5 separate regions of the Mus musculus genome follow, and all the other regions are linked to region 3. A link is a loop called in an ENCODE intact Hi-C map of the cell type or tissue named here. Cell type or tissue: left cerebral cortex. All regions are shown on one strand.

Region 1 (5,000 bases), 1.0 Mb before region 3:
TAAAAGCGCCCAAATGTTAATTAATGACCTCGGCTGGGTTGCTCGTTACTGAGCTCTCCAGAAGAATTCAGGGAAGGACTCAAGCACAGGGACCGATCTTCATTGTCTGCATTTAGTCCTGACCGTCCTGGAGCCAGACTGGTGTTTGTGGTAGGACCAGCGATGGCCTTAGCCCTGGTGTGACTAATTCTGCCGAGTCCCAGTCTGTCTGTGACACTCCCATCGCAGAGGAGACGAAGACAGATGCTTGAGGACTGGGAACATTTCCCAAGTAGTTAGAAGCAAGGAGAAGAGGGAACCGGCATCTTGTAGGAATTTCCTCCGTTTGTTGTGTGGGATTTATTTTGAAAAAGCCTCCCGAAAGTGTCTTCCGCAGCTCCTTTCTGGGCCTCAGATACTTCACAGTGTTCTGGAGCGTTTCCAGAGAGATCAGCCACTCTCTTCAGAGGTGGATGGGAGGAGGCTACATTTCATCTCCCAAAAGGCCAACGCTTGTGTTGTTGCTGTTACGATTAGTAAGACTAAGATAACACTATTTTCATGATTTGGTAATTTCAGATTAGAAAGAGAATGGAAAGCTAGTAGATTTTTGATCCGGTCTGTAGTCTACTATGTATTTAATCTCATTTCAAGATGTCTTGGCCTTCAGAAAAATACTTCATTTGGATTTTGCAGCTGAAGTCTTAGTCATTGCTATTATCATTAATTATTTTGAGAGAATATAGAATTGCAAAAGGTAAAATTACTTTATTAGTAATTATGATATTTTCCCTGAGGGCTTTCTGTTGTGATTGTAAAAAGATAAATATTAAGACATGTTCTATGGGCGTGTGGTGAGGTGTGGGGGAATGGTGCCTTGGCAGGCCCCTGCTAAGTAAGGATTCCTTCCCTCTGAGGACCAGCCTCATGATGGTGTAGTATAGAATAGAGTTTATTTATGCCATGGGGAGGGGAAGAGTAGTAGAGGCAGAGAGAGGCAGAGAGGGGAGAGGAGAGAAGTAGAGGCTGGCCATGGCCATGTAGAGAGAGGGAGCAGGGGAGTGCAGAGAGAGAGGGGAGCAAGAGGGCAAGAGGCAAGAGAGTAAGAGGACGGGCAAGCAACCCCTTGTATAGTAGGTCAGGCCTACCTGGCTGTTGCCAGGTAACCGTGGGGGTGGACTCCAGGCAGAATATTAACGCTTTCCCCTTCTCATTCCATCTGTGGCATTATTTTGAAGTTTTTATGTACCATGTGTTTGACCATAGTTTCATAGATTTCAAGTAGAGACTTGGAAAGTGGTTGAAAAGGTAGACAGAGGTTTTCTTCCAGGTTTCCCACTCCAGGCTATGTGTTCCATAGGCTCCCCATAGGCACTGCAGGCTACATGTTCCATAGGCTCCCCATAGGCACTGCAGGCTACATGTTCCATAGGCTCCCCATAGGCACTCCAGGCTACATGTTCCATAGGCTCCCCATAGGCACTGCAGGCTACATGTTCCATAGGCTCCCCATAGGCACTGCAGGCTACATGTTCCATAGGCTCCCCATAGGCACTCCAGGCTACATGTTCCATAGGCTCCCCATAGGCACTCCAGGCTACATGTTCCATAGGCTCCCCATAGGCACTGCAGGCTACATGTTCCATAGGCTCCCCATAGGCACTGCAGGCTATGTGTTCCATAGGCTCCCCATAGGCACTCCAGGCTACATGTTCCATAGGCTCCCCATAGGCACTGCAGGCTACATGTTCCATAGGCTCCCCATAGGCACTCCAGGCTACATGTTCCATAGGCTCCCCATAGGCACTCCAGGCTACATGTTCCATAGGTCCCCCCCAACCAGGCCCTAAATGTTGGAGACTGAGTGAGTGAATGTGTGTGTGTGTGGTGTATGTTGTGTTGTGTTGTGTGTGTTGTGTGTGAGAGAGACCCAGAGAGGTAGGCAGGCAGGCAGGCAGTGAGGCAAACTGACAGAGACAGAGACACGTGTGTGTGTGTGTGTGTGTGTGTGTGTGTGTGTGTGTGTGTGTGTGTGTTATATCTCATGAAATCTCTTAGGTTTTTAAGGACAGGATGTTCTGAAGTCTTGGGACAGCTGGTAGTACACAAGCTGGAGACCATGGGAAGTAGTCATAATGTAAGTGCAGTATAGTTAATATTTTTCTCTGTTCAATTTTAATTTTTTGTTATTTTCATAGATGTTTAAAACAAAGTAGGCTTGGTAATTATAAGAGATAGTGTAGTTTGAATGCTTTGTGTTCAGTGCAGTTACTGGAGGGTTTTGCACATTGTGGAAGAAGCCTAACAGGAAGTGTCAGATAGCTTAGGGAGACTGTCCTGAGAGAGGGATACCAATGTCTCATTTGGTTGTTTCTGGTTCCCTATAAACCACCAACCAATCAAGTAACAATTACTGAGCAATAATGTCCAGTTAGGTAAACCAAGGAGTTTGTTGTGGTTCCTTGCAGAACTATCTGAGCCAGTTGCCTATGGAGCAAGTGTTGGCTCAAAGGCAATGGCTTCACGGAAGTGTCACCCTGGGCCGGTGAGCATGCTGTCTGAATGCCCTGCAGGTGGCTCGGCAGGTTGGAGAATCTTCTCCAAGCGCCTGGACTCATTGTCATTCAGAGAAGTGAGGACTCTGAGCAGCCTCTCCCAGGCAGTTTCCTGTCCCCTCAGCTTAGGGAGGGCCTCATTAAGCTCTCTCAGCTCTGCAGGGCTTGGTCTACCCGCAGTCTCCTGAGCCGCCCTCCAGGAGGCAAGGTTTCAACCTGAAAGAAATTGATACACAGCACGCACGTTCCAGAGTTATTTCTTTTTAAATTGTAAGTCCTCATCCTGACAGTTGCATACGACTTTTTAAAATGTGAAGCTGATTTAATGCTTCATTTTTGCAAGCTGAAGTGACTGGTCAGAGCTTCAGCAATACCACGGTGAGCCACAAGATGGCGGCCTAGCCTTAAATTTCAGAAGGAACTGTCCTCTTTCTCAAGTTTAGACAGTGAATAGTTTTAAGAAAAAACAGAACAGAACAGAACAGGTAAAAGGTTCAGGTTTTAATGGAAAGCTCTTTTCTTTCTTCTTGGTTAATGTAGTCTGTTGTAAATATCAGCTTATTAGTGTTCCATTTAGTGAGTGAGTTATTAAAATTAAGCTTGTTCTTATATTTTTTAGAAAAAAAGAATAAAATTAGGAATTTGTGTTTTATTTACTAGGGTTTAGTAATGCAGTCCTTCTAAGTGTAGTCAGATACATTCTGCAAACTAAAACAACAATAACAACAATGGCACTTAAAAAAATAAGTTCTGCAGCCCAAGGGGGCTGGCCCAAAGCTTTGTCTGTAGTGGGATGTGTTCTTCCACTAGCTAGGCTGCCCTGTCTGGGCTCAGTGGGAGAGGAAGTGCCAGGGTGGGATACCCAGGGTCTCACCTGCTCAAAGGAGAAGGGGAGGAGGGTTGGGGAAGGCTTGTGGGAAGGGTGACCAGGAGGAGAGCAGTGAGCAGGATGTCAAGTGAATAGGCAAAAATAAATAAATAAATAAATAAAAGTAAGTTCTGTCAGGAGCAATAAAGGTCAGAGTGGGAAGTGGGGCCTCTGCGTGCAATCTTCACCTGCTCCCGTCCTGTCCTGGGTCCATTGCTGAAACTACTCAAAGCAGTGAGGGCCATTTGGTTGCAACTGTTGCTTTTGTTGTTCGGGAATTTCAAGGTTGGGAGATTATTCAAGATATTTTTTGTTTGTTTGTTTTTAAGTTTTGGAGACAGGGTTTCTCTGTGTATTCCTGACTCAGAGATTCACCTGCCTCTGCCTCCCCAGTACTGGGATTAAAGTCGTGCACCATCCTGCCTGGCCTCAAGATAGGTTTTTGAAGGCTTTAACATTTCTAAAGGGCAAACACTTTATAGTCACTTAGTAAATATACTACCACATTATACTTTTCTTTGTATTAATACATTACCATCGTTATTGTCTTCACGTAAGCAGTCTTGTCTGTCTGTCCGTGTATTCTGTATGGTCACTTTCTGTATGCTCTGTGTGCCTGCTCTTTCTGTATCACTTGAGAATCAGACATTCTTGGCCTCTGCTTCTCCATCTTTGGAACATCAAGTCTTGTTTAGAGCTGTTTTCAGCAAAACCTTCTTTTGTTCTCTTTTTGAGGCTTTGAGGATCTCCGGTGACTAACGTTAAATGATTGGTCTTTATTATTGGTACATACAGTCTGTGGAGCCCCACTAACAGAAACTACCACGGTGAGCTCAGCCTTTGTAGCTGCAGCACCCAATGTCCTTCAGCTGTCGGCAACCTGCCACATTGTCTGCAGTTTCCAACTCAAGTGCAGCCTCTCTCCTCATTTCCAGTTAGGCCTCAAAGAATGATATTCTCATTGCTCTGGATGTCACTTCTGCTTTCAGTGTTAGCTGTAGAAGTTGCAGTAGAAGGTCAGCGTGCTTGAGGGAGGCAGCTCCACGATTGCATCTATTTCTGTGTCACAGTTGCTGATGACCTCTGGCAAACTATTTCTTTCCCTGGGCTGTCAGGTTTTTTTTTTTTGTTTTTTGGTTTTTTGAGACAGGGTTTCTCTGTGTAGCCCTGGCTGTCCTGGAACTCACTTTGTAGACCAGGCTGGCCTTGAACTCAGAAATCCACCTGCCTCTGCCTCCCAAGTGCCAGGATTAAAGGCGTGCACCACCACCGCCTGGCTTGCTGTCATGTATATTTACATGAAGATAGAGAGCAATCTTAATGGGCTGTGTAATTCCACAGGTGAATTCAACAATGTCTATAAAGCGCCTGCCTTGGCTCCTGGTACAATTTTTGCATGTTAATTATAGTATAGCATTAGAAAATCATTCTTGTTTATTTTATTCTTACTGTTGTTTGAGAGAGGTTTGCCATATATACGAGAACAGCTTGAAACTGGCTGTGCGGCCAAGGGTGCCTCATCTTGGTTGATCCTCTGGGCCTTAGCCTCGCAGGTGCTAGGCTTACAGATGTGTTATCTGTCAAGTGGTAGTTATCTG
Region 2 (5,000 bases), 1.0 Mb before region 3:
AGATGAATGATTAGACGAGATAAAACTGAACGTGTGACATTGGTTAGTGCTGAGCAGTAGGTGTCTGGTTTAGAGACTTACTTACTTGAGGAAATAATGTGTAACTGTTTGCCAACTGTTCTTTGTTTTCTGAAAGTGTGTCTTAATTTTTTTTATGTACAGAAATATTTATTTGAAAACCTGTAATTTTAAAATAGCCCTTTTATAATCCCTAAACTATGATGCTAACTTAAAGATCTATTTTGTTATGTGGAAATGTTCATTTCTGTTAAATCTGTTTTTTTAGATGTAAGCAAATTAAACTGTATTTCCCCAGTTTTGCTATCAGCATATTATTATATAAAACTTTTAGCTTTATAGCTAATTACACCATTGATTTATTTTGTACTTTGACTGAAAGTTGGCAAGAGAGAACATTTTTTTTCTCTCCTTGTCATATATCATTGGATTTAATATCATTTTCAAAGGGAAGTGTAGAAATAAGTGAAACACACTCCTTGAACTTTATGCATCTTACACTTTGGAGCATTGTAAAGTTGCTGTTTGAACAGGAAGCATTCCTTTGAATTACTGCCATAAGTTGATGTCCTTAACATATTGTCATGTAGTCTGTCTCCTGAACTTCTTCCTGTTCCTGTGAAAGGGGAGGGAATAGGGTTTATGTGGACTGTTTCAGACACATAAGACTAAAGTGTGACCTCTGACCTTTTATTCAAAACCAGAGCTGCTTTCTTAGTGCTTTCGTGCATTGGAATTATCTGAAAGTGGAAATTTTACCTCTGTGAATTAATAAAGTGAGTTCAGTCTTGACTTCAATTGAAGCTATCTCTATAAATAATAATAAATAACAATTAAAGATAGGAAAATTGTGTCATTGAAAGTAGAACAGCGGTTAACAAATGACTTTTGTTCTCTTGTGTGTGACAGCTTGAAGGTCCATGTGTCTTACAAATTCAGAAGGTCCGCAATGTTGCTGCGCCAAAGGATAACGAGGAATCGCAAGCTGCGCCAAGGATGCTCCGCGTGCAGATGACGGATGGGCATACAAGTTGTACGGCAGTAGAATTCAGTTATATTTCAAAAATAAGGTGACTCATATAACTTGTTAAGAGGACCTGAGGGTGCTTTTCAAACCTGATTTCATTGTCAGAACTTGAAAAAGCAGGAATGGAGTCTTAAGTGAATGCTGTACTTTTCCATAACAGATTCTGGGGTGTTCATGTCTGTTTTGTCTGACAGACAGTTAGGGACGAAGGTAGTTATCCTTCATTCTGTCGTAACTATAAAACAAATTTAAGATATATATGCATGATTTCTTTTTCCAGAAAATCTTTGGAAATTCACTGTTTAGAAAACAGTAGCATATCTTTAAATATGTTTTTTTTTCCCCAACAGATTAGCAGCTGTACTTATGTGGTGTGTTAGTACACTGTTTAAGATTCTAGTCAAGTTTGTAGGCTAATATACTTTCTGAGGAGATAATTAAGGCTAAAGAGGTTTGTGGCTTCCTATTTTGTAAGAAAGAATTATTTAATGCGCAACCTTCCAAATTCTTATTTTGTTTAAGAATATGTTTTTTTGTTAAACAAATTTTTTTGTTAAAAAAATGTTTAGAAGATATTTTTATTAAATCCTTGAGCATTTAATATAATGTATTTTGATAATTTTCTCCCCTTCCCAACTCCTCCTAAATCCACTACCACTCCTTACCCATGCTGATTGCCTGGAATTAGCAGAGATGTGTTAGTGTAATTGTGTTGCTGATAGTTACTGCTGATCTCGGGGATGGGACACTGTACTCAGCAACTGCCCTTTGACTCCCGAGCTCTGTAAGGCAAGGTTAGGCAAGGCAAGGCTCTCTGTGACTCTTCCTTTCATCAGCTTTGAGTTATGACTAGGAATGTTAAGCTTGTGAGGCTCAGGACAATTTTAATGGCTTTATTGAGATAGGACTGATAATATGCAATGATACACATATCAGACCTACCTGATACACAGAACAATGTCTAATCTGTCTTACTGTGTATGGCTTCTTTGAAGTTTGAGAATGAGGCACATTCTAACTTCTTTTCCCTAATGATTTTTAGTAGCCATCTTTGAAAAGGCTGTGGTATTAATACTCACTGATTTGATGTTGCATGTATCAGCATGTGATGAATTTCATGAGCCTGAGAAATGTGAATAATGAAGCCATTGTGGAATAATTTTCTAATTCATCCCAAGTGTTTCACGGCAGACTATTTTAGGAGTCCTATTTGGAGAGCCTTTCCTCTTGCTGGATGTGGGAAGAGATGGAGTGGGATTTATATCTGTGCTTTTACTTTAGAACAGACCTACATGATGAGGTGAATTTTATCCTGAGTTTCCTTTAGCCAAGTTTCCTCTGGTTTTTGTGCAAGATTTTGTGATGCAAGGTTTACCAAGCATCTGATTAACACTGGCCTTTAGTAGATCAGTCTCGTTACACTTAATGCTCATGATTTCTGAGTCAGTGTGAAAGAGTCTTTTTATTTTTTATTTTTTTTCACTCTTTGTGTAATTTATATAGGCTGCACAGAAATATAAATTGGGGATTAAAATCTGGGGGTTTTGAGAGAAGAGTAAGTCATTAATAGGAAGCGTGGTATAGGTTCTCAGGCATCCTCTTGGCGGTAAACGGGCAGAAACTTGATGGCCCCAGCCTTCTCCCCGTTTTGTCAGTTTCAATACACACCCTGCCTTTGGCTTCTTCTCATGTCCTTTAAATAACTGGTTGAGGTCCCAGACCATCCGGCCCAACACCCCAGCCAGATCATAGATTTGAAAGAGTCTTTTTAAAGTTATTGAATAACTAATTCTCGTGTTCAGATGGCTAACATGGCTAGATGACTAACAAAAGGATTTTTATAGATTACCATGGCTCATATAGGTGATACATTTCTGTGTTTATTACTGGTTAAATATATTTTTCTATATTAAAATTTAATTTAATAATGATATATATTTGTCCTGTAGAGCAAAACCTTATAGGAAAGAAAGGGGGGCATTGTATTCATATGCTACAGTTGGAAGTACTTTACTGGCTGGGGAGGGGGCTCAGTGATGAAAAGTGCTCTTACATTTCAGTTCCCAGCACTCTCATGGCGGCTCACAACCATCTGTAACTCCAGGGTCCATGGTCCTGACTCCATACATCCATACATATACACAGAAGACCCACAGACAGAAAATACATTTTTAAAAAGAAAAGTTTTCCCTTGTCTTTCCTTTTTTTTTTTAACCACAGCTTTGTGGAGTGAGATTATTTCTTGTCCACATTTGTTGTAACTTGTGGAAACTGAACCTTGCTTATGTATGTATGTATGTATGTATGTATGTATGTATGTATGAATGGACTGATTGATTGCTTGGTCTTCATTTATGGTGATGCACTTTTACTTCATAGCTAGTCCTCTTGGAATTAGTTTAGATGTTAGTATATTGTGACTAAGTCATACGGCTCCTTTTCAGTTGTGGAGGAGTTTCAGTGCAGCTCTAATTACTAACTCCTTTGGTTTTTCTTTTGCATCAGCCTGAACACACCACCTGGCACAAAAGTGAAGCTCTCTGGCACTGTGGACATAAAGAACGGATTCCTGCTCTTAAGTGACTCTAACACCACAGTTCTTGGTGGTGAAGTGGAACACCTAATTGACAAGTGGGCTTTACAGAGAGTAAGTGTGCAATACAAACTATTAGAACATAGGCGCTCTTCCCACAGCAAGTGGCAGCAGTGGTCTTTTGTGTCAGAGTTACTAAGATAGCACATGATCCTCAGTAGAGAAACTATCTGCTGTGCTCTGACACCATTCTTCCTCAAAAGGAAGTGACAGTTTTCAGTACTTATTACATTTTACTCATGTTTTAAATGTTAATATTACAGTATCTTGACAGGTTTGAAATTTGTTAGTTAAGAAAAGGACATATTAGATATCCTTTATATTAGAAATGTCAGATCAGTGCTTATATAATTTTCCAACATCCCAGCAAGAATCTTTCCACTTAAAACCATTAAGTCAGGTAGGAACTTACTCAGCTTCCAACAAAGACACACAGACAAGCGTGCATACACTCTTGTCCGCCATTCTACTTTCTGTCTCTATGGTCTTGACTATTGGAGTATCTCTTAGACATGTTATGATAATAGTATTTGTTCTTTTGTGTCCAGCTTATTCTGAGTAAGATAATATCTATATTGTAGGATGTCAGAGTTTCCCTCCTTTTATTGGCTCAATAGTATTCCATTGTTTATGAACACTACATTTTGTTTATTCATCTGTCAGTGGGCATTAGTGTTGCTCCTATCTTTTGGTCACTATGGCTAAAGCTGCTGTGAATGTGGGTGCACAAATAGTAGCTCCTTTTAGTTATTTTGCATGCATACTTGTAGAATTGCTGGATTTTATGGTAGTTTTGTTTTATTCGTTTAATAAGGTTCTGACTTCTACAGTGGTCATCTTCTCATAGTACCTATTTTCTCTCTCTCTCTCTCTCTCTCTCTCTCTCTCTCTCTCTCTCTCTCTCTCTCTGTGTGTGTGTGTGTGTGTGTATGTGAAATAGAACTACTCCTCGTTTCCATGTGCATTATCCATGGCACAGTGATGCGAGTGTCTTGTTGTGAGGTTGTTATTCTCTACTGAATCCTCCATGCTATGCTATGCTTTCTGCATTGTACACCCAGGTTGGATTTACTTCTTCCCTTAGGAATAGCGATCCTATGCTATGTCGGGCTGGGTTGTGTTTATATACTGGCCAGGTCACTCATTGTGTGTAAAGGGAGCTTAGGTCTGGCTTTTGTACCTTCAGCAGTGCAAGAAATAGGAGTCTGAGTTGTTTTTAAATTTTCATGTTAACAAGAAATGTTAATTTATGTTAGCCTTTAAAGGATGTTTAAGTGCAAACTGAATTGATTTATAGCTGTTTACATAATCCTTTCCTTGTAACTGAATCGAAACTGAGCTCAGGGCCCTGGACAATCACGT
Region 3 (5,000 bases):
TCACTCACTTTCACCAGTAAGCGATGCAACCCATAATCTGTCTGAAGCAAGGCTTCCTCCAGAGTGATGTTGCCAGTCTTGGGGTCAATTCTGAAAGACTCAGGCCTGGGACCTCTTCTCCCTATGATGCTATAAGCTATGACAGCATTCATGCCTGTGTCTTTGTCAACCGCATAGACTTCTGTTACTGGTGAGCCAGGGAGAGTAGAAGGTAGGACCAGCAAATAAGACATATTAGATTGAGGGAATAAAACAAGAGGAGGGTTATCGTTGATGTCCAGAAGAAGAATTGTGATTTTTGTGGTAGAGGAAAGGGCAGGCTCACCCCCGTCAACAGCCTCCACCCACAGAGTGTAAGAGCTTTGCTGTTCTCTGTCTAAAGAGACTTTAGCTCTCAACATACCCTTGCCTGTGTCTATGACAAAAATGTCACTCTGGTTCATTACGGACAGGGCTACCCATCCGTTCCTTCCAGCATCGGCATCTGTTACACTGATGACTCCAATTTCACCATACCCCGGAAAGTTTTCTGGGACAAAAAAGCTGAAGTCCTTGTTGATGAACCTCGGACTGTTGTCATTTTTATCCAACACAGTGAGGGCCACTGTAGCCACTGATTCTCTGGGTGGCGTCCCACAGTCCACTGCTCGGACAGTATACCTGTACTTCTCTTTCTCTTCTCTGTCCAGCTGAGTAGAAACTGTCAGAATCCCTGTGACACTGTCTAAGGAAAAGTATGACGGAGCATCAGGTCCCAAGAAGTAGGAAACTCGTCCCATCTCTCCACTGTCAGCATCTGTAGCGTAGAGCTTTGTCAGAAAGGCATTGGGTGCGTTGTTTTCTTCAATGGTCAATTCTATCAAGGGCTGAAGGAAAACAGGGGCATTGTCATTGTCGTCTAAAAGTTGTACTTTAATGATTCTCTTGACATGAAATCCCTCTGAGTTCCAGGCCACTACAGCTATTTCATAGAAGGACTGCACTTCATAGTCCATAGGCTTTGTGGTCTCCAACAAATATTCATTGTTGTACGGCTTGTAGGGTGCCAGCCTGAATGGCCCTTCACCATCCAAGAAGCAGTTAATCTTGTATTTACCTTCTGGATCTCTGATGGTAAAAAACGCAATTGGAGTATTAACAGGCTCCAGTTCTTTCAGGTACACAACACCATCCACCTCATTTGCGATATAACGTGGGACGATTTCTGGGGGTCTGAAAACGACTTTGATGATCGATACAAGAGCAGTGATCACTGCAGGGATACAGCCAGGTCCATTAGCTAGGATGGTGAGCTTATGTGTCTGTAGGACACTCCCGCCAATCTTACTGGAAAGCTTAATGACTCCAGTAACTTCATCCAGGTGGAATAAATCCTTGGTTTCCTGTGGAACTTTCTGGCTGTAACTGTAAGTGATCTGTGCATTTGTCCCCAAGTCTCTATCCACAGCCTGGACTGTTGCAACTGGGGTGCCCACTGTAGCATTCCCATAAACGGTGACATTAATTTGTGAGTCTATAAAGAGAGGACAATTGTCATTAATGTCACTTATGCCAATGGTGAGGGTGGCACTGCCCAGCAGTGGTGGAGACCCACCATCCTCAGCTATGATGATGCTCACATACTGGTCCTGGGTTTCTCTGTCCAAAGCACCCATGACAATCAAGTAGGGTGTGCGCTCCCCGTTCTCATTCTCCTCCACGTCCAGGGTAAACATGCCATGGTAGTCTAGTAAGCGATAGGTTTGCACACCGTTAATGCCTACATCAGGGTCCACAGCAGGATGCTCTATAGCCAATCGGGTATTTACAGGTGAATTTTCTGGGACCCAAACAGAGATTTCAGAAATGGGGAACTGCGGAGCATTGTCATTGATATCCCTGATGGCAATTTTCACCTTCACAAACCGAAAATATTCCTGAGGCAGGACCAGCACGTCCAGAAGCAAAAGGCAAGAGTCAGAAGAAGGAGAGGAGGCAATGGAGGTACTGCCGGCCCAGGCAGCCCCACCGCCCCCATCCAGGCACAATGCTTCTCTGTCGATCTCCTGTGCAGAAGTGTGCAGCTCGCCGGAGCGGTTGTTTAGGGTCACATACTGGCCACTCAGTCCCCCGGAGGCCAAGCTGAAAGAGAGAGGGGGGTTCCCCTCAGAGGCAGTGCGCTCTGGATGCAGCAACTGCTGGTTCTGTCTCCCAGAGGCCCGAGGCAGCAGCCTCAGGTCCTCCGCCAGGCTGCCTATGAGCACTCCGGCGGGCAGTCCCTCATTTAGGCTGTACAGAAGCTCGGTAGCACGGCTGTAACTCGCGAGGCAATTGAAGGGTCCCACGAAGAGGAAAAGCAGAAAAACATGCTGGAGTGAAGGAAGGGGACAACGGTGATTATACACTCCAGGAAGCAGAGATCAGAGTTAGGAAGTAGTGACCCCCCTCCAGGGACAATGCTAAACTTCCTCACCATTACCACAAACAAAACCCCTAATCTGAACTGAGCAAAGTAGAAACTTGCTGCCAGAGGGGAAAGAGCTGTGGGAGAGATCATCTCTGAAACTTAACTCCTTTCTCTTCATCTTCTATTCCGCATCCCGCATCCCTCCCCTGCCCCCAGCCCCCCACCCCCACCCCGCTCCCGCACCGTCTGGTAACTAGCTTCTCTAGTTAAGGTTTAGAATCTCAAACTTTAAGGCTTTGGGTCTCTGGAAACACAGAACAGAGCATACTTTGACGCAATTTGCTGGCTGCTTAACTAGACAGGAAAACCTCCGTAGGTTGTGGGGAAGAAAGGGAGGGGAAGGTGGCGAAAAGGACTGAGCAGTGCAGGATTTAGTGCTCATTGACATGATTCTACCATTAAAGTCCCAGAACATCTAATGTGATAGACTCGTTTTCTATGAGGCCAATAAGGACAGCAGCATCAGTTGTAACAATGACAACAACAACAACAACAACAACAACAACAACAACAACAACAACAACATCATGATGGAAAATTGAGCCATATTCCCTACCTGCTTTAGGGAGGAAAAAGATTTTTCATTTTAATCCGTACAAGAAATCAAATAAAGTGATCTGGATCTCTACCTCTTATTATGCCCTCTACCTCCTGCTAAGCTGACAAGCCAGCAAAGTAATCGCGAAAAATTATTATGCAAAGGCATTTGTCAGTTGCAGTAGACAGACGATTCCAAGCTGACATTGGACACAGGGATCGATCTTTACAGCCTGGAATATAAAGAGGATTGAGCGCATCCTCGACCCTCCACCTCATGCAACATTTCTGCTTCAGAAACTTCCTCTATGGACCCGAGGGACCAAGCTATTTGTTTAAAATACCTTGGGCTCAGTATCCCAAACTCCTTTCCCTCCCCCTATCCTCTCCTGAAGTTTGCATTCTGGGAAAACGTTTGAAAATACCATCCAGGAGTAGAAACAGCTGGAGAGCATTGCAACTTCTGGAGGACCCAGGGTTCGCGCATCCTTACCGGCAGGTTCCTGTGGCTGGTCCTGCTGCTGGGACGATGTAGATGCCCCATATCCAGGCACGGGTGCCAGGTCGCCGGGCGCAAGCTCACTGCCTGGACCAGCAAGCTGCGCGCGTTCCCTCGGCCGCGCATTCCCTGGGAGGCTGCAGTCAGAGCGCTCCAGAAGGGAGGGTGGCAGAGGACACTCCCTCTCTGTTCATGCAAATCGCCGGGGAACTTCAGCCAATAGTCACTGGTCTGTCAATTAAGAACAGAAACTCCGATGAACTGGAAAGCCTAGGTTCAGAAGGGGACATTTACAGTGTCCGCTCCTGGACAACCCACCAAAAGAGCCAGAATAAGGACTGGCTCTTTACAGCTGGGAGGAGATGCCACCAGGTTGGGGACCAGAGCACATGACTACTAGCCTTGACAAGCCTCGCTCCTTACTGCACCACTTAAATCCCAAGTCTACAGGTTGTTAGCAAGAAAGAGAGAATTAAAATAAATAAACAAGCTCCCTTGGTGTCTGAACGCACAGACCTGTTCCCACAAAACCAGGCTTTGCCAACAAATTCCTCCTTGTCAATGTGGATCCAGCAGTTCTTTGCACTGAGCAAGAAAACACACTTTTCTCAAACAAGATCAGTCTCAACTTCTTGGTGCCAAAGATGCAAGCCAGAAAAGCAAAGCTATGAAATCGGTGGAGGCTCTTCCTGTCTTCATTTTAATTTTCGCTATTGGTGATGGCAAAGCTGATAGTGTTTCTCGGTGTCTGCCTGTAGGTTTAATTTTAAAGGTAGCTCCAGTTTCTAGATGAAAGACAGTTTCTAGCTGAACGACGACGAGCAGAACATGGTGTGTGTGTGTGTGTGTGTGTGTGTGTGTGTGTGTGTGTGTGTCTGTGTCTGTGTCTGTGTCTGTGTCTGTGTCTGTGTTTGTCAATATATCTGTGTGTGTATTTGTGTATTGTGAGTAATAACAGCTATTATTCTGGAAGGGAAACACTGAAAGGAGAGAGGGCAGTCACTAAAGCTTAAATAAAATAGAGGTTGCTCTTCAAATGTTCCCACTTCTCTTCTCACTCTGCTCTCCTAAGGGTCTAATTGGGGGTATGCCCCTTTACAAAGTGGTCCTGGAGCTGTCCAGGTCCAGCATCCAAAATGTTTTGCTATCTTACTGACTCTGATCTTCAACAGTCTGTGACCTGCAATCTTTCATGAAATCAGTTGATGGGAGTATCCAGTACATTCAGTCTGTAGAACTGGTAGATCTACTGGGTATCATATAAGTATTGGCCAAAGGCATTCAGCTTCTCTTCAAGTCTACATTCTCTTCACTAGGCTTCTAAATTTCCCCCTAACTGCCCTGAACATAAAGTCTTGTCGGCTAAGTGACTAGTGACTGAGTTAAGACCAGAAAAATCTCTGCCTCTAGCATCAGAAATAACAATTCTCTGTACTTTCCAAAGGAAAGCTAATTTAATTTTCTTCTACCTTGTACTAACCAAAATAGAAATTGTTTGGCTAATGGCCATATTTTTCT
Region 4 (5,000 bases), 75 kb after region 3:
ATAAAGACAATCTTTAATTGGGGCTGGCTTACAGGTTCAGAGGATCAGTCCATTGTCATCAAGGCAGTAATTTGGCAGCATCCAGGTAGGCATGGTTCAGGAGGCGCTTCTACAATTTCATCTGAAGGCTGTGTTAGGGATGCTTCATCTACATGTAGAAGAACTTGAGGGATTGTCCTGATGTAAGGGGATGGGGGAGGCTGTGACAATATGACAGGGGCCTGTGCCAAGGGCCTCTTATCATTCCTTTAGGGTCTCCAGGGCTTCAAGCCTTTAGCTCAACCAAGAACCAGGCTTCCAATCATGGTACACTGCACCCCCCCCAAAGGAACTAAATACAAGGAAGTTTTTGGTAATAAAGGTGGGGTATGATGAAGTATATATTTTCAAAGAGATAACCGGACAAACCACATAGAGGAGGTATAGTAAATATGGGTGTGGATATCTACAGAGAGAGACGAAAGCTAAAGAACGCACTGGTTTTGAGTTTTGGAAACTAGAAGAAAGCTTGTGTTGTTCTATAGATAGTGATTGTGATGGATGATAGGTGAATTTTCTTATTAGGATGTGTTGACAGTGAGAGATTTCTTGACAATCAGTGAACAAGTTATGGGGAAGTATCTGGAATTATTAATGTACATATTACGAGCATGTGGGTGAAATTTGGAGTTGTAGGAATAGATTTGAATTCAAGAAGGAATTTCTGGTGCAGAAGGCATCAGCATGGTAAATTTTACACATTAAAATTAGAGAACTTCAGTGTTATGTTTTCTTCACTTCCTCCTTCACCATAATTTCCCAAGAGATATGGAAGATAAACAGTATTTTGTATTATAAATCCTATGTGACTCATCTACTATCTTACTTTACAATATGTATTGTATCATGTACTAACAATAGTAGTCTGCTTAGAATTGCTGCCTTAATATCAATTCTAGAGTACTGGGCTAACTCAAATTGAACATATCCTGAGCCTAATTCTGATCTATTCTCAACATGACTTTCTCAGTTTTACTAAAAGCACTCCCCTTTGTTCTGTGTATCAGCTAACATACTGACAGTATCCTGTCATGTCTCTAGCCATTTCAACCATGAGCACTGGTCTGCCTTTAGTATTGATTCAAATTGCAAGCTGTAAACTCAGTCATACTAATGCTTATTGTTTCCAGGTCTACAGCCACATGTGTTTTTAACTCATTGTTTTCAATTCTTCTAATGGATATCACTGAGCCTCAATGTTACCTTACCTTTGTCAACATAGGTCAGTAAATTTATTCTTCAGAATCTTTGGATTTTCTGATACAGTTTCAGAAGAGCTGTTTTCCCCACATCTTTGCATGAATTGCCCTAATTTAATTCAGGTCTCTCCTCAAATAAACTTTAGAAAGGATGCATATAATTACTGTGGTACTTTATTGCTCATGATTTTTTTGACCTTATTGTCTTTATTTATTTAATGAAAATACTAATATTTTATTATTCATCTAATTATACTTTCATCTGTTCATTATTTACCTCTGTCATTGGTATTTAAATCATATAACAACAATTCCTATTTATTTATTGGAAGGACTTAAAATACCATGATGAATGAATGAAAAAAAGGTGGAGGTCTATAAAAGATTTAGCAATGCAAATGTTTCATATTTGTCTCAATGCTGTCTCAAGTAGAACTATTGGACTAAATGAAGAGAAAATATTTAAAGATAGAGAAATTTGAAACCTAAAGCATTCTTTGGTTACTTCCACTAAGGCATTCACATATTTGGCCGTGAAAAGCCTGCATTTTCTATCTGAGCAGTCATGTTTCAGCTCTTGCCATTATGTTTGCCTTAAGAATCTTTGAAAAGTGCAACCAGACTGCCTACTTCCAGAAGGTTTTCTTTTCTTGTGCTGAATGTAGGCCTTTTATATTTAGAAGCACAAACTCTTTCCTAATTATATACAACCTACTGTTCTAAATTCTGCATTCCACTTAGCAGTTTAGTGCTGTGCGCTTTTCTCGGTACCAATTTTGGTGTCAGAAATTTGACATTTAGATTGCTTTTGAAAACCAATGGCAAAGTGGAATTCATACTGAATAAACCTTGCCTTTGCTTTCATAGTTCCATTTCAATTGTCTTTTCATTTATATACAATGATCTATCTGCAGTGTCATGGTGCCAATTAAAATACTCATCTGGATTTATAAATTCAGAGGAAATGTTTATTATCCTCGGTGGGATAATTTTGCTAATTGTTTTCCTCCAAACAAGGAGGGCTATAATGAAATTTGCTTAGAGCATTAAACATCTGTAAATGGCTCATATTTTTTAAGATCCTGTATTGTATAGGGATAAAGTAAGGGGAACATCAAAATACTAAGTAATTTTGATATCAGCTAGTTGTCATGTCTCTGAAATTTTCATGATATGATTTCTCCTGTGGAACTGCAGTACTTTTGTTTTTTGATGTGTTAGTTTGAGAGTTCTTTCTCCCCCTCATTCTGTTTTTGTAGCCCTTTCCTTATGCGTTTATGATTTGTGGGTGTAAAGCATGTGCTAAACATGAAACAGTGTGTTCATTACTATGTGTAGCTATTTATAATAAAGTGTGACTTTACGATTAAATGTTAATTTAAAAATAAAAAGAAAATGAAATCCAGCCTCTTTATCTTAGTGCATGTGCTGTTTAGTAAAAAAAACAAAAACAAAAAACAAAAACAAACCATTGAAATTGACTATTTTAAATGTGTCCTATAATGTCTTTGGTAAAATTTTGTAATAGAATAAAAAATAGTATTTTCAAAATCCCCCCAGGAAGTAGTCTAATGTTAGTCATGCTAGAAGGTAGTTTGAAAAAGGGCAAACTCATTAAATGATTTCTATGTGAATATTTTTATCTATAAAGTAAGAGTGAAATTATTGTGTTTATAGTTTATCCTTGAAGTACGTTTTCCCTTTCATTGTGAAATGAAAGTAGTTGGTTGTATTCCCAAACATTAGCTAAACTCTGAAGCCTCTCTTATAGCTTTTGGTTGTTTAACATTATCTTTCACTACATGTAACAAAGACAAAACAAGAATTGCCCTTGACATTTGGACATTAGAGATGAGAAATACTGTATACCAGAACATTTTGTGCTAGAGATTTGTGAAATTTATCACACAAAAGGTGTGTGAATTGTATTTATATCAGTCATATTTTCCGTGAACTTTCACATTCTCTAACGTAAAACTTTCTGTTTTTTCAAACGCTGTAAGGCAATTTTGCAGACAACCACTGCTGGCTTAGTTTTGATTTAAGCAAGCTGGATATTATGTTTTGCTTTTAGTTCCAGTAAAAGATTTAAGGACTTTTCTTTAAGAAAAGACATGATAACCTGATTTGTATTTTAATAATTTTATTGCATATAGTTATCATATTTTCTCCAAATATCTCTGTTTATGCCTTTGTATTTCTTTAAATTGAAAGGTAAATAACTTAGTAATTGAAATTCTACTAATTTTAATGCTGTAAGAAATTTTAAAATACATAATACAGGTGACATAATGAAAGACAGAGGGAGAGAGAGAACTGAATGGGAGAGGGGAGAAGGGGAAAAGGGGAAAATGACCAAGTATTGGAGGGAGGGGCAAGAGTGAAGCCCTGAGGGCCAGCAGAAAACAAAAATAATATATACTTATCAATTCTCTAACAGTAGTTTTACTTTGAAATAGAAGATAAAAATAGGGAATATGCTTTTCATTTTGGATGTCAAAATGTAATTACCATTGAAGCATTTTATAACATTGATCATCTTTTACAATTCTATAAAGCATAGCAGGATAGAAGTAAGAAAGCAGAAGTATGAAGAAATCATTGCAAAACTGTGTATTATTATTGGATTTGGCTTATATTATCTAATGATGAATTGTAACTTATCAATAATATTTGTGTTTTCTACTGTTCTTTTTTATTTTTAAACAATTTCTGTGATACTTATTCTTCTTGAGCAAAGTTTTATCCAATATAAAGTGCTGATGCCTACTCTCAGTATAAATGTAAAAGTAGAAAATGAAAGAAGAATATCCATCCAATCAAGATGTTAATACTATATGCAAATGTCTATCAAAGCTATCCTGATGAGTGGCTATGCTACAGAGAAAAATGTCCATTGCCAACAATGTAAATATTGAATCTCATGCCGGGCAGTCATGGCACACAACTTTAATCTCAGCATTTGGGAGGCAAAGGCAGGCAGATTTCTGAGTTCGAGGCCAGTCTGGTCTACAGAGTAAGTTCCAGGACACCCAGAGCTACAAAGATAAACCCTGTCTAAAACAAAACAAAACAAAACAAAACAAAACAAAACAAAACAAAACAAAACAAAACAAAACAAAACAATTGAACCTCATAAGTGTGTTGGATGTAACTATAGGCATTTTTTTAAAATAGAAGATGAATAGATATTTCTGTATGAGAGGAGAACAATGTAATACTGTATGACAAATAAAAGCTCCAGGAAAAAAAATGAGAAAATTAAACCTAGGCAAGTAAGTTCACAGAAATCCAGCATAATATAGATTTTTTTTAAAAAAAAATCACAATTGTATATTTGTAAAGAATAGAGAAATGGAATCTATAAGAGGGCAAAAACTAAAGTACCAATAAATTTTATGGAGACTATTGGGGTTGTAGAAATTATAAAATGTCAACCACATTTTTATTTTAATCTATTTAAAGCCTACCTGCATGGAACAATCTCTAACAATTTAAAATAGCAGAGCTATTTTATTACTGTATTTCTTGCTTTTAGATAAAGAACAACAATAAAGCTAGAACTCACACAGTAGGACGTTTTTGATGATTGAAGGCAGCAATCAATTTTCCGTACAACTGTTTGCATACTATGCAATCTGTTTGTACTTACAAATACATTTCCTCATTCATAAATTTTATAGAAAGGAAATATTCACAAATGATATTTTCATTAAGAAGTTTAGATAATAAAACACGTCATCGTTTTATCTCTTATGTGGA
Region 5 (5,000 bases), 510 kb after region 3:
CAATTTTAACTTTAATGAATTCTATTATAAAGATCTATATAATATTTATACCATATAATGCATATGTATATTGCATACATACATGTATATATCATATAATATCTATAGTGTATGATATATATTACATACATGTACATAAGTGCACTGCACACATGCCTGGTTCCCACAGGAAACCAGAAGGATGTGTCAGAAAGATCTCAATGAGTTGGAATTTCAAACAGGTGGTTTTGTTTGTTGGTTTTTGCCATTGGTTTGTTTGCTTTGTTATTTTAGGCTTTTTTTTTTCTTATTGCTTTTATGTTTAGAACTGAACCATTGCCTTCATAAGCGCAGCAAGTGAGCATTCTGTCCAGCTCTCTCCAGTGTTTTGTTAACAGTATTGCTTTTAAGGTTTCGCTTTTTCTTGACCACATCTAGTACGAAATTATAAACAGCAGTGCACACACATGTACTTGTGTTCCCATATTTTCCCCTCTTAAACTCATATGACTTTGTCAATAACTTATGTTGCAGTCCACCATAGGTTTACTTCGACTAAAGAGTAAAGAGGTATCTATTAAATAAATAACTAATAGACGACCAGTTAATCAAAAAAAAAATACATGAAGTATATATAGCTTTGAACTTAACATGCTTTTCTAAGATAAGTTAAAATATAGGATTTGTACCTAATTTAAATTTTTTTTTAACCTTGATGGTTTTCTTTTACTTAATGAAAAGTTGTTCTGAAATTGCTATTATTGTTCATAAAATACAGGCTGGATTCTCTTTAAAATATAGATGGTATGCTCATTCTTGTTGATACTGGGCTTCTTTAAATAGGTAGGATTATATCAGTATTCACATAGACTTTATATTCCAGGCTTCATGTTGCAGACTTTCTCTTTTAACACCATTGATGTAGAAACTTTCAATCACTCACTAACAGACTCCACTAAGGATCCCACTGAACTTTTGAACGCTAGCCAGCCCATGTTTCCACATTTAAACCCGCTCAGCACACAACCCTACAGCTTAGACTTCAGATTTTCATTTCACTACTATCAAAACATCATATTGCTTTGTCATTTTCAATCAATATCTATAGATTATATAGTTGATTGTATTGAAAGTTTTAAAGAAGCTGTGCATTTCTCAATGAGACCATCAACTTGCTTTCAGAATTACAAAAAAAGCATTAAAATTGGGCATTTTAAACTCAGGGCTAAAGAAATATTATATATATAAACAGCATAAGAAGTTAACATTTTTAATTTCATATTTTTAAAATAAAATACACACACTGAAATCATTGGTGAAAAAATATTCTTTCTTGTTTTGTTTTGTTTTGTTTTGTTTTATTTGTTTTTTTCCAGACAGAATTTCTCCGTGTAGCCTTCAATGTTCTGAAACTTGCTCTGTAGACCAGGATGTCCTTGAGTTCGGAGAGATCTGCCTGTCACTGGGTCCAAATTTCTGGGATTAAAGGCGTGTGCATCATCTCCCAGCTAAAAATATTCTTGAAATCCTTGATCATCAGTTATAAACAGGTATTTAAAAAAGCATTTACAATCATAGAAATAAGTAAGATTTCAAAATTCGCTTTGGCATTATTATTAGTGCTTCAAATAAAACTTTAACTGCAGTTTGCTGAAGATATTTAAGGAAGAATAAACTTACCAAATATGAACATTTACCTTTCCCCATTCCTTAATGTGAGCTAATAAACCCATTTAATATCTGTGATTAAAATGCATGAATTCACTTATGATTAAACCATCAAAGGTAATGGCTAGGTTCAAATTTTAATTATTTTAACTACTTAAAACACCGTGTTTCTGTTTTATTCTTAAATTCAACTACAGATTTCAAAATGGTAAAGGAGCCAAGCAAGCTGGCAGATGAGTCGAAGGGTATTTGGCGCCATCTGGTGGCAAATATAATTATTTCCCCGGTTATTATTATTTTTTTCCATGTTGGTCGTTAAGCCTACGAATAAAAGTCCATAGTTTTAGTTCTTCCATTCACTGAGAAACTTACCTATCTGTAGACATGTCTGAGTTTCAACACAAGGGATCTTTTTATAGCTACTCACAGCATGTCTATGTTTCTTTTAATGCATTTACCATGCCAATTGCTCTCTCTCGAATTACTTACTCCTTTATACCTTCAATTTTCCTATCTGAATTTTTTTCACTAATCATGTTCAAACCTGAAGTAATACCTCTGCTAGGGAAGAGGTCCTGAATGCCTGTAAGTTTCAATGTATCATTTTTACTCATGGAAACTGTTACTACAACAAATTACAAATGAATGCCTTTTGCTGAAATAGAAATAAAATGTGAAACACTTAGATTGAAATAAAAGAAGGGAGAGTTAAACTGTAAGAACTTAGTAGCAGTTAAACAGGTTAATCAAAATAAGGCCAGTCATATCATTTATATGCTTTATACTCATATCAATGATGAAGATCGGAGCTTTAGCAGGCCGAAGAGGTTTTTGTGTCGTTGTTGCTGTTTGTTTGTTTTATACTCTGGGTCTGTTACAGATATCCGATGTTGTTTTATTAATTGCAGAAACTGTGTGTAATTACAAATGTGATGAAATTTTTATTTGCAAATAAAGTTGTGTCTATTGCTAGCAAACTACAACTCTATAGGGCCTTTAAGAACTACAAATAGAAATTATTTCATAGAAGATGGCTCTTTTGCAACAAAATCTCCTTGAAATGTCTATATGTCTTCTATGAACTTTCAAAGAAGGAGGTTTTTTTCTTTAATTCGTCAGTCTTCCTACATTCCCACCATTATCCTGTGTACAAATTAAATCCTTTCATAAAAGCTTACGGACATCTTTCATACAAGCCTCGTCTAATTTCTAAAGAGCTTATTTACTTCTGCCTCCTCACATTTTTAAAATAGAATTTTAAGAATTATTATACAACATAGGGACTGGCAGTTTATATATTATAAGACAATCACAACCAGATTCTGATGCAGGGAAACAGAGCCTACAACTCCACAGCTATGCTGATACTTGGTTCCCAACAACAGATCTGTTCAAAAGACTCCTCTTTCAGTATAGAAAGAATAGCTAAAATGGTATTGAGTAGCACTACACACTATGCATTTGGCTGCTTTCTACTAAAACACCATGATCAATAGCAATGTAGAGGGGAAAGGCTTGATTTCAGTTTATAATTTTTACTTCATCGTGAAGTAAAGTCACGGCAGGAACTTACAGCAGAAACCTGGAAGCAGGAACTTAGCACAAACCCTAGAGAAATCCTGCTTACTGACTTGCTCCTCAGACTTGCTATGTACACTTCCCAGAGAGCATTGACCACATTGTACAACAATCATCATTCAAGAAAATGTCCAGATTTTCCTGCCACCTCTCTGCCCACCTTCATTAGTCTTACTGATCCGGAACCATACGCACGGACCTAAGCCTAGCATAACTGTCTTCTGAGAGGCTCCACCCAGCAGCTGATGGAAACAGATCCAGTTACCCACAGCCAAACACTGGATGGATCGAGGAGACATGTATGGATAACTTAGAGGAAGAAATGAAGGCCACAAGGTAGGAACTCCACAGGAAGACTAACAGTGTGAACTAATCTGTACCCTTAGGGCTCTCAGAGTCTGAACCACCAAAGACCATGCATGGGCTGGATCTAGCATGCCCCCATATATGTAGCAGATGGGAAACTTCGTCTTTATGTGGATGCCACAACAACCAAAGTAGGGGCTATCCCTAAGACTGCCTGTCCCTAAAGTCTGTCTGTGAATATGTTTCCTTAACTGGGTTTCCTCAGTGGGAGAGGATGAGCCTGCAGAAGCTTAATGTGTTAGGGTGAGGATCTCCATCCTCTCAGACAAGAAGTGGATGGGGTATAAGGGAGAGACTATCTGAGGGGGATCCTATCTGTGACTCATTCTACCCAATCTTTTTCTCATTCCTCTCTTTGTCATCCCCTCAATTAGACATCACTTTCAAACATGGCTACTGCCTTCTACAAACCAACCTTGCCTCCATTGTTAGTGTTAAAGTATGCATGTCTGTATTCCAGCCAGAGGGATAAAAAGTGTTGCATTCTAGCCAGACCACACTGACCTAAAATGTCTTTGGATGTGTTCCTTTGCCAGAGAAGCTATGTTGCTGGATTAAAATTCCTCTACAAAATGATACTTAATATTAGTAATTAAATTTGGAACACAGAACTTTTACTTTTGTCTACCGGACTACCAAACTAGGCAAATTTATTATGACAAGTTGTTATCATGGAAGCTATTAAACTTTGTGTAGTAATTCTTCATCAGCAAATTCTGACATTGTCCAAAGACACAAATATATTTATTTGTCTATGTTCCTGACATAGAATGCTCACAAAATTCTGTGACATTTAAATCATCAAATTTTAGTAGTTTAACAAACATAGGTTCACTTTCTTTATCTGGATAACAAAACTTGAACATCTTTTTATTAGTAGCATAGGCATCCCCATTCCACAAAAGAAATAAAACCTTACGCTAAGAAAGTTTACTATACATATCCACGGATTTTTAGTAGTTCCTTAAAACCAATGATTGTCATAGAGTACCGAGAAGGATTGTTTCTAAAAGTTACATGTGTACATAAAATAGGATTATACAAATTATTATCACTTCCTTTATAGGAATGTACATGTAATTTATGTACATTGTAACTCACTTATGCCAGGAGCCATCAGAAAGAAGTTAAACGCTAGCAGGTCATTTTCCTAAGATGGTTCTGCCATGGATTAAAATCTATGATAGATTTGCTTCTGCATGTGAGGTCCAGGAATTGTTTTAGGAAAGATTCCTTTTATTAATATACTTTTCTTGTAATTATTAAGTATATATAGCAATCACTAGGTATTAGTCCACACTTTTGAGCAGACTTCTGCAGAATAAAGATGTACTTTATTTTAGTAATGCTACATAGACAAAAAGATGATTCTTAATTATTAATGATGATCCTATAAGAATTCCTAAAAT

Evidence for each region. A loop is a pair of places that touch in the nucleus more often than their neighbours do. Peaks named below come from ENCODE experiments on the same cell type or tissue, not always from the same donor. Only the 100,000 strongest peaks of a DNase experiment are listed, where the experiment ranks them.
Region 1: it touches region 3 in a loop (6-fold over the local background); 19 of 42 quality-filtered maps call a loop at or near these places.
Region 2: it touches region 3 in a loop (5-fold over the local background); 19 of 42 quality-filtered maps call a loop at or near these places.
Region 4: it touches region 3 in a loop (7-fold over the local background); 2 of 42 quality-filtered maps call a loop at or near these places.
Region 5: it touches region 3 in a loop (5-fold over the local background); 6 of 42 quality-filtered maps call a loop at or near these places.

Annotation. Positions count from the first base shown.
Region 1 is chr14:87,461,511-87,466,510 of GRCm38, forward strand. All of the region lies in intron 3 of Tdrd3 (tudor domain containing 3), which reads left to right. Among named protein-coding and RNA genes, the nearest start is that of Tdrd3, 47 kb to the left of the region's middle. In left cerebral cortex, a CTCF peak has its summit at 2,910 (motif pointing right); DNase peaks (open chromatin) are centred at 284 and 2,907.
Region 2 is chr14:87,471,149-87,476,148 of GRCm38, forward strand. It overlaps Tdrd3 (tudor domain containing 3), which reads left to right. Exons shown (of 14, transcript NM_172605.3): 4 at 928-1,088; 5 at 3,551-3,692. Among named protein-coding and RNA genes, the nearest start is that of Tdrd3, 57 kb to the left of the region's middle. In left cerebral cortex, no CTCF peak of the experiment used is centred here; DNase peaks (open chromatin) are centred at 2,217 and 3,549.
Region 3 is chr14:88,467,383-88,472,382 of GRCm38, forward strand. It overlaps Pcdh20 (protocadherin 20), which reads right to left and starts at 4,014. Exons shown (of 3, transcript NM_178685.5): 1 at 3,999-4,014; 2 at 3,477-3,713; 3 at 1-2,348. The coding sequence starts at 3,608. In left cerebral cortex, a CTCF peak has its summit at 2,200; DNase peaks (open chromatin) are centred at 43, 2,036, 2,252, 2,726 and 1 more place; H3K4me3 peaks cover 2,414 bases; H3K27ac peaks cover 1,383 bases.
Region 4 is chr14:88,541,900-88,546,899 of GRCm38, forward strand. No RefSeq gene overlaps it. Among named protein-coding and RNA genes, the nearest start is that of Pcdh20, 73 kb to the left of the region's middle. In left cerebral cortex, no CTCF peak of the experiment used is centred here; a DNase peak (open chromatin) is centred at 1,892; H3K27ac peaks cover 460 bases.
Region 5 is chr14:88,980,191-88,985,190 of GRCm38, forward strand. No RefSeq gene overlaps it. Among named protein-coding and RNA genes, the nearest start is that of Gm41225, 350 kb to the left of the region's middle. In left cerebral cortex, a CTCF peak has its summit at 1,894 (motif pointing left); a DNase peak (open chromatin) is centred at 1,913.